2 separate regions of the Homo sapiens genome follow, and region 1 is linked to region 2. The links are chromatin contacts, found by Hi-C or POLR2A ChIA-PET in ENCODE. All regions are on one chromosome and are shown on one strand. Each heading gives the region's core, a stretch centred on a gene start or an enhancer-like site at or near the end of the contact. The rest is flanking DNA. Distances are from core to core; before and after follow the strand shown. Region 1 overlaps SSH1 (slingshot protein phosphatase 1). Region 2 overlaps SSH1 (slingshot protein phosphatase 1).

Evidence for each region. A loop is a pair of places that touch in the nucleus more often than their neighbours do. ChIA-PET counts read pairs that join two places held with the same protein, here RNA polymerase II (POLR2A). Pooled maps may share reads with other maps.
Region 1: POLR2A ChIA-PET joins it to region 2 with 10 read pairs in activated B cell. The contact joins two enhancer-like sites. A Hi-C loop is called at or near these places in 60 of 168 maps with a recorded cell type or tissue (CD14-positive monocyte, CD4-positive, alpha-beta memory T cell, CD8-positive, alpha-beta T cell and 33 more), 12 of 37 single-sample maps with no recorded cell type and 39 of 50 pooled maps. POLR2A ChIA-PET finds 5 or more read pairs at or near these places in 19 of 52 experiments (A549, AG04449, AG04450 and 16 more).

What each region holds. Positions count from the first base shown.
Region 1 is chr12:108,848,395-108,852,372 of GRCh38, reverse strand. The region is part of intron 2 of SSH1 (slingshot protein phosphatase 1); the gene reads left to right. Among named protein-coding and RNA genes, the nearest start is that of SSH1, 7.2 kb to the left of the region's middle. RefSeq lists silencers at 1,364-1,433, 1,444-1,493, 1,534-1,583. Within about 2 kb of position 1,437, at least 21 of the 41 ENCODE cell types and tissues checked have a DNase peak (open chromatin) inside an H3K27ac peak, as active enhancers do; they include ascending aorta, gastrocnemius medialis, heart left ventricle and 3 more, where a contact is called at or near this core.
Region 2 is chr12:108,792,759-108,797,067 of GRCh38, reverse strand. SSH1 (slingshot protein phosphatase 1) reads left to right here. Exons shown (of 15, transcript NM_018984.4): 14 at 4,239-4,309. Among named protein-coding and RNA genes, the nearest start is that of MIR619, 42 kb to the left of the region's middle. RefSeq lists an enhancer at 2,525-3,035. Within about 2 kb of position 3,027, at least 10 of the 41 ENCODE cell types and tissues checked have a DNase peak (open chromatin) inside an H3K27ac peak, as active enhancers do; they include ascending aorta, gastrocnemius medialis, heart left ventricle and 3 more, where a contact is called at or near this core.

The DNA.
Region 1 (3,978 bases), core at 188-2,687, 57 kb before region 2:
CTTGTAGTCCCAGCTACTTGGGGGGCTGAGGCGGGGGAATCGCTTGAACCCGGGAGGCAGAGTGAGCCAAGATTGCGCCACTGCACTCCAGCCTGGCGACAGAGCAAAACTCCGTCTTAAAAAAAAAAAAAAAAGAATATGCCAATTTTTTAGTGCTTTAGAAATTATACCTAAAACACATAAAACTGAAGTGCTTTAAAATCCATACATATGTCTAGCCACTTTAATAATATTATATAACGCTTGGAAAAGAAGGAAAATAATTGCCATTATTCTACCACCCTTACATTACCATTTTGAGCATTTTTTGGTAACTTATTATTTTCTAATAGAGACAAGGTCTTGCTGTGTTGCCCAGGCTGGTCTTGGACTCCTGGCCTCAAGACATCTTCCTGCTTGGCCTCCTGAAGTACTGGGATTACAGTCATGAGCTACTGTGCCCGGCCTAACTTGAGCATTTTTATGTATTTTCTTGCAGACTATTCTTCTGCTTAAAAAAAAAAGTAATAATCATGACACTCTGCCCTCACTTTTTCATCTTGCTTTTGGTAAGGTGTTCCTTTTGCGGTAAGCACTTTGCTGATTTGAAACAGATACTCAACCCCCTAAAGGTATCAATTCAGGGTGCTTTAATTGTGCTTATGAGAAATCTTTAGCTCTGCTCATTTAAAAGATTCCAAGATGGCAGTCCTCAGCTGATGTATTCACTAATGGACACCAAAAACATTTTTGTTTTTTCTTTGCCAAAAATTAAGTTCTGCCTTTGTTTGGGTGTTTTGTTGATTTATGGAAGATTCAGCCCTTTGTTATATTAATATCATGTATTCCTTCATACCAAGGAGCCAGTCTTAAACTCTGACCTCATAGTTTTAAAAAAAGTAAATAAATTTTCAGGAATATTGTTCTTTAAAAAAAAATAGTCTGTTTTATCTCATGAGGGGAAGGAAAATTAATTGGAAAAGGAAATATGTGTTCAGAAATTGGGGTCAACCATTCATTACCGACAGCAGGGTGTTCTGGTCAAACTCATATGCAGAACTGGTAGAAATATGCTCAGCTTTTCTCCGATGTTTCTGTGTGCTTGAGTGAAGGGAGGGGAAATACTCACTTTTATTACGGCACACATGATTTCTAAAGATTATGTGGGTAGGGAAACACTAGCCTGCAAGAATCAAAGAGATTCCTTATTTCTGGGTCCTCGCTGGGGGACTTCTGCTGGGTCCTCACTTTTAATGTTATGCTCAAGATACAGGACACATTTGCTCCATCACCCTGGGGTTTTTGATTGGTCAGGTCAGGGCCCACGTCAGGGTTCCCAGGCTAGAAGCAGCTGGATTCCCAATGGGGGCAGTCATGGGCCGAGTTGCAGATCAGACTGTCTGGGTGGAAGCAGGGAGGGGTGGAGTGGAAGTCTGGAGACTGACTGTCGAGGAGGAACTGAAAGAGGGGCTTGCCCACCTCACAGCGGCTCCTGTGGGCGCCCAGCTCCCTTCCCCCCAAATCTCCCCCAGATGCCTGCCCCCAACTGCCCTCCCCACCAGCTCCTCTCTCCACCTGTTCTCCTCCCCAAAATCCCCTTCCCCAGATCCCTCCCTCCAGGTTCCCCTCCCCCGACTCCCCATCTCTCTTCCCCACTCCCCTCCCCCAGATCCCCTCCCCAAGCTTCCCTCCCCCAAATCCCCTCCCTAGATCCCATCCCTAACCATCCCTCCCCAATCCCCTCTCCCATCTCCCCTCCCTGAAGTCCCCTCTCTGAGCTCCCCTTCCCCCAGCTCCCCTCCCTAAATCCCCTCCCCAAGTTCCCCTCCCTCAGCTCCCTTGCCCCAGATTTCCTCCCTAGATCCCCCTCCCCAAGCTCCTCTCCCATTTCTCCTCCCCATCTCCCCACCCCCAGCTCCCCTCCCTAGATCCTCTCCCCAAGCTTCCCTCTCCCAGATCCCCTTCCCCAGCTTTCCTCCCCCATCTCCCCTCCCCCATCTCCCCTCCCCAAGCTCCCCTCTCCCAGATCTCCTCCTTAGCTCCCCATCCCCACGTCCCGTCATTGAGCTACCCTCCCCAAGCCCTTTTCCCCCAGCTCCCTCCTGGAGCTCCCCTCCCCATCTCCCCTCCCCCAGCTCCCTCCTGGAGCTCCCCTCCCCATCTGCCCTCCCCCAGCTCCCTCCTGGAGCTCCCCTCCCCATCTTCCCTCCCCCAGCTCCCTCCTGGAGCTCCCCTCCCCATCTCCCCTCCCCCAGCTCCCTCCTGGAGCTCCCCTCCCCATCTCCCCTCCCCCAGCTCACTCTTGGAGCTCCCCTCCCCCATCTCCCCTCCCCAATGCTCCCCTCCCCCAGCTCCTTCCTGGAGCTCCCCTCCCCATCTCCCCTCCCCCAGCTCCCTCCTAGAGCTCCCCTCCCCATCTCCCCTCCCCCATGCTCCCCCTTGGAGCTCCCCTCCCCCATGCTCCCCTCCCCCATGTTCCCCTCCCCCAGCTCCCTTCTGGGCTCTCCTCCCCATCTGCCCTCCCCTAGCTCCCTCTTGGAGGTCCCCTCCCCCATGCCTCCTCCCCTGGCTCCCCTCCAGCCCTTTCTTGGGGTTGGAATCTCTTCCATCTCTTGTCTCTCTCAGGGCTGTTGTTGATGAGTGAGTACTGAGCTCTGTCACTTAGACTGTCTTTGGGGCAAAGAGCTATTTTTATTTTTTAGTTACCTTTAATAGCTTATAGCATAGTGTTTTCAGTTAATAAGAACTTATAAATAGCAGTGACATGAAAATTTGTATGTGGACCTTTCTCATTAGTATTTAACCTTTTTTAAAATTAAAACTTTTTATTTTTATTTTTTAGAGACAGGGTCTTTGTTGTCCAGGCCGGAGTGCAATGGTGTGATCATAGCTCACTGCAGCCTTGAACTCCTGGGGCCAAGCTATCTTCCCACCTCAGCCTCCCAAGTAGCTGGGACTACAGGCGTGCGCCACCACACCTGGCTAATTTTTTTAAATGTGTTTTGAAGAGATGAGATCACACTGTGTTGTTGAGGCTGGTCTCAAACTCTTGGGCTTAAGTGATCCTCCCACCTCAGCCTCCCAAAGTGCTGGGATTACAGGCGTGATGACAGTCACTGCACCTGGCCCTTTTCTTGCTAATAAAAGGTCCCTTTCTCTTCTAGTTGGGAGCTGCAGGGGACCTTACAAAGGGATGGGAAATAAAGCTTTGGCAGCTTTCCATATTCTCAAAACAGCCCTTGGAGGGGGGTTTTCCCGGTTGGTGGCTGAGGCCCAAGATTGGAATTGGGAAATCCTGTATTTGAAGCGAGACCTCTAATGCCAAGTTGATCCTACTCTGCCGCCTTTCTGGGGACCAGGTTAGTAGTACTGTTGAATTAGCTGTCTTGGACATACAGGTGAGGGAGCATGCCTAAGTCCACTGGGGTGGATTAGCAGCAGCGCCAGGGCCAGCACCAAGGACTCATGCCAACTGGTGGCAGGTGCCTCCTGGGATGTTGGGTCATTCTGACCACCACCGAGAGTCCTTCCGTGCCACTGTCAGCAGGTCCCCAACACCATTGTGACCACAGGGAGACCCTGGGCTGGAGTTGGAGACCTGTGTTCTCATTTAGGGTGGGATGCTGGGCTCTGGGCTTGTCCCCCTAGGTGCCCTTTTAAACCCCTCTTCAGCCACCTTGACGTCACACTCACCTTTTTAGGCACAGGACACCATCCTGCCTCCTAGCCTTCCTCGCTACACAAGAAAAGTTGTGTCCTGGTTTAAGCTTTGACTGAAACTCATTCACATCCGTGTGTTAATTTGCATTTTCAGGCCTCTTCTCTCTGAATCTCTCCTAGAGAAGAAAATTATGGAATAGTTGGTTGCTTTCTGTTTGGGGTCAGGAGAATTAGGGAGAGATTTCTCTTTGTTTCCAATGGATCCTGAAGGTGAGCTGCCATCACCTCATCTCTAGGAGGTGCTGTAGGGAGAAAAACTGGAGGTAGCAGGGTATTTCT
Region 2 (4,309 bases), core at 1,778-4,277:
GTATGGTGGTTCTTCAGAAAATTAGGGGCCAGGCATTGTGGCTCATGCCTGTAATCCCAGTACTTTGGGAGACCCAGGCAGGTGGATCACCTGAGGTCAGGAGTTCAAGGCCAGCCTAACCAACATGGAGAAACCCCATCTCTACTAAAAATACAAAATTAGCTGGGTGTGGTGGCATGCACCTGTAATCCCAGCTACTCAGGAGGCTGAGGCAGGAGAATTGCTTGAACCCGGGAGGTGGAGGTTACAGTGAGCCGAGATCACACCATTGCACTCCAGCCTGGGCAACAACAGCAAAACTTCGTCTAAAAAAAAAAAAAGGAATAAAATTATATCATCTAGCAATTCCACTTGTGGAAATATATCCAAAACAATTGAAAGCAGAGTCTCGGAGAGATATTTGTACATTAGTGCTTATAGCAACATTATCCACGATAGCCAAAAAGTGGAAGCAACCCATGTGTTCATTGATGGATGAATAAACAAACAAAACGTGACATATTCATACAATGGGATACTACACAGCCTTAAAAAGGAAGGAAAGACTGACACAGGCTACGACAGTCATGAACCTTCATGACATTGCGCTAAGTGAAATAAGCAAATCACGAAAAGAACTACTGTATGTTTCCATGCATATGAAATACTTAGAGAAGTCAAAGTCACAGAGAGTAGAATGGTGGTTGCCAGGGACTGGAAGAAGGGAATGGGGAGTTACTGTTCAATGGGTACCGAATTTCAGCTTTGCCAGAGACAGAGCATTCTGGAGACTCTAGAGGCTCTCTGGTTGGTGGTGATGGTTGCATAACATTATGAATGTATTTAATGTACACTTAGAAGTGGTCAAGATGAGGCCGGGTGTGGTGGCTCATGCCCGTAATCCCAGCACTTTAAGAGGCCGAGGCAGGTGGATCACTTGAGGTCAGGAGTTCGAGACCAGTCTGGCCAACAAGGTTAAACCCCGTCTCTACTAAAAATACAAGAATTAGCTGGGTGTGGTGGCGTGCACCTGTAATCCCAGCTACTTGGAAGGCTGAGGCGGGAGAATGGCTTGAACCTGGGAGACCAGGAGTTCAAGACCGCAGTGAGCCATGATCGCATCACTGCACTCCAGCCTGAGCAACAGAGCGAGACCTTTTCTCAGAAAGAAATACATAAATAAAAATTGTTTAAATATATAAATAAAAAGAGGTCAGGGTGGCAAATTTTATTTTTTTGAGACAGGGTCTCACTCTGTCACCCAGGCCGGATTGCAGGGTATGATCATGACACCTCAACCTCCCAGGCTCAAATGATTCTCCCACCTCAGCCCCCCAAACAGCTGGGACTACAGGTGCGCACCACAATACCCGGTTAATTTTTTATATTTTTTTCTGTAGAGAAAAGGTTTTGGTATGTTGCCCAGGCTGGTCTCAAACTCCTGGGCTCAATCGATCCTTCCACCTCAGCCTTCCAAAGTGCTGGGCCACCACACCTGGCCCAAATTTTATATTATATGTATTTTAGCTGTAAAAAAAAAAATTGAGGGTCAGGCGCTGTAATCCCAGCACTTTGGGAGGCCGATGCAGGCGGATCACCTGAGGTCAGGAGTTTGAGACCAGCCTGGCCAACATAGTGAAACCCCATCTCTTCTAAAAATATACAAAAAAAATTAGCCAGGTGTGGTGGCGTGTGCCTGTAATCTCAGCTACTCAGGAGGCTGAGGCACGAGGATTGCTTGAACCCAAGAGGCAGAGGTTCCGAGATCATACCACTGCACCCCAGCCTGGGTGACAGAGTGAGACTTCACCTCCAAAAAAAAAAAAGTTTTTAAAGAATACCCACCCAATAGAGCTGCTGTGAGGTTTGCATGAGTGCTATCTGTCAATCAAGCCAAATGACCGAGGCAAGTCTCAATCATTTTAGGAGGTTTATTTGCCATTGTTAAGGATGCACACCTGGGAGACACGTCTGTGCCTTTCTCTGAAGATAATTTTGAGGGCTTCAAATTTTAAGGGGAAAGGATGGGATATCGAGAAATGCACAATTTTCATGTGAAGCGGGGTAGGGGGAAGAGAGTCATGTATGCCTTCATCTGGCTCAGTGAATCTGCGTTTTTGCATAACATAGACAATAGAGCAGAGGAAACAATCAGATATGCATTTGTGTCAGATGGGTAGAGGGATGACTTTGAGTTCTGTCCTGTGTCTTCCTTCCCACCCACCCCCCACAATCTATGAAGATAGTGGGCAATTTACATTGCCATGGTGAATTTTAACCGAAAAGCTTTAGGGTAAAGATCTTGGGGACCGCAAGGAATTTCCTTGTGGGCAAGATATGAGGGAGGTGTGTAGCTTTTCATCTTCGTAGCCATCTTATTTAGGAATCAAAATGGGAGGCAGATTTGCGTGACCCACTTCCCGGCTTGACTTTTCCCTTTGGCTTAATGAGTTTGGGGTCCCAAGATTTGTTTTCCTTTTGCAGTGCTAAACAAGTTTACCTTTACAGATACTTCCACATCTGGCTTGTAGTAAATAATAAATGTAGCTTAAAGTCTCTGAACTCCCATCCTAAAAATTTCTGTACAGGTTATCCCCCTTTTACGAGGATCAGGGCAGGGATAAGGAGCTGACGCTGAGAGGTTGACCTATCCCCCATACACAGCCAGTGGGCGGCAGGAGGGAGAGGTACACCGCGGCCCCTCACTCAGCCTCTGAGTCAGGGTGCTGTGTGCAAAAAGCCCTGCGGTTCTGTCACCCACACGGGGTGGTGGGGGAGGTCCTCACCGTAGTTCCAGTACCCCAGGCTCTCAAGTTGGAAGCCCAGAGCCTGGGCGGCACTTTCTCCCGGTTCCCTTTCCAGTCAGTCTGTACAAGAAGCAGGCCTCCCTGGGAGATATCAGTCTGGTGTTGGAAGGAAGCCACAGGCAAAGTCTACCAGCCTCTTGGCCAAGTTTGGGAATGCAGGAGTGCCCTAGCAGAGTTAAACAGGGTCCAGAGAACAGGGCCGGCCAACTGTGGACTCCTTCACTGTCGGAAGGGCTGGACAGGTCCCCAGGCAAGGCCCAGAGGAGGAGGAGGAAGAGCGAGCATCTCACTGACCTCTCCCTGAGCCTGCCACGCACTCAGTGCCCTCTGCAGCCTAAGCCAGGCGCTCCAGGCCAGGTTCATAGCAGCGTGGCAGTGACCTTGAGTAGCTGCTGGCTGGGATGTGCACACCGAGCAGAGAGGATGAATGGCTCTGTCACACTGTGCTCTTACATTTACCTCTCTCTTTTTAACCCTCGCAAGCCTGTGATACTGGTATTACTTTAAGGTCCTTGAGGGTGACTTAGTTACCTTATTTCACCGTAAACTTTTTTTTTATGCCTTACATTTTAAAAATGTATTACAGGGCTTGGTGCAGTGGCTCATGCCAGTAATCCCAACACTTTGGGAGGCTGAGGTAGGAGGATCGCTTGAGACCAGGAGTACAAGACCAGCTTGGGCAACATAGCAAGACCCTGTCACTACAAAAAAAATAATTTAAAAATTAGCCAGGGATGGTGTCACATGCCTGTAGCCCCACTTGGGAGGGTGAAGTGGGAGGACTGCTTGAGCCCAGGAGTTTGAGGCTGCTGTGAACCGTGATCACACCACTGCACTGCCTGGACCACAGAGTGAGACCCTCATCTCAAAAAAAAAAAAAAAAGGGATTATAAAAACAATGTCATCATAGTAGAAGAAATTGTTTAAAAACTGACCTAAACCTAAACAAATACTTTCTAGTTTTCCAGGATCTTCCCAAATGCATTGCAGTGCGTTATGTGTGTGTATAGTTGTATTATCGTGTATAGATCTGTACATACTCCACTTTGATTCCCTTCATTTCCCTACAATATAGGTAGGAGAGCGTTGTTATTCTTATTTGACAGAGAAATGAGAGATGGAGTGTAACTGACGTGACAATGAGGCATCACTAAACACAGATACACAGATTGAAGTCTAGACGCCCCCGCGTTCCTTCCCCGTTGTCATCAGAGGCAGAAAGTCACATCAGGCTTCCTGTGCGAGCCTGGACAACTTAGGAGCCAGTGCTGTTTCTCATCCTTGTGTTTCTTGGGAACAAATGAACAGAGAGAGGCTTTACCTGAATGAGCCATGGATCGTCCCTGGCGCCCTGACCTTGGGCAGCCCCTCACTGGCTCACCGCATACTCTTCCCAGCACCCCCAGGCACCATCCTCCTCCCCTCACCTTCCTCTACCCTCTCTCCCCGCAGCAAACAGCGGCACAACAAGCTGTGGCGTCAGCAGACAGACAGCAGCCTCCAGCAGCCTGTGGATGACCCTG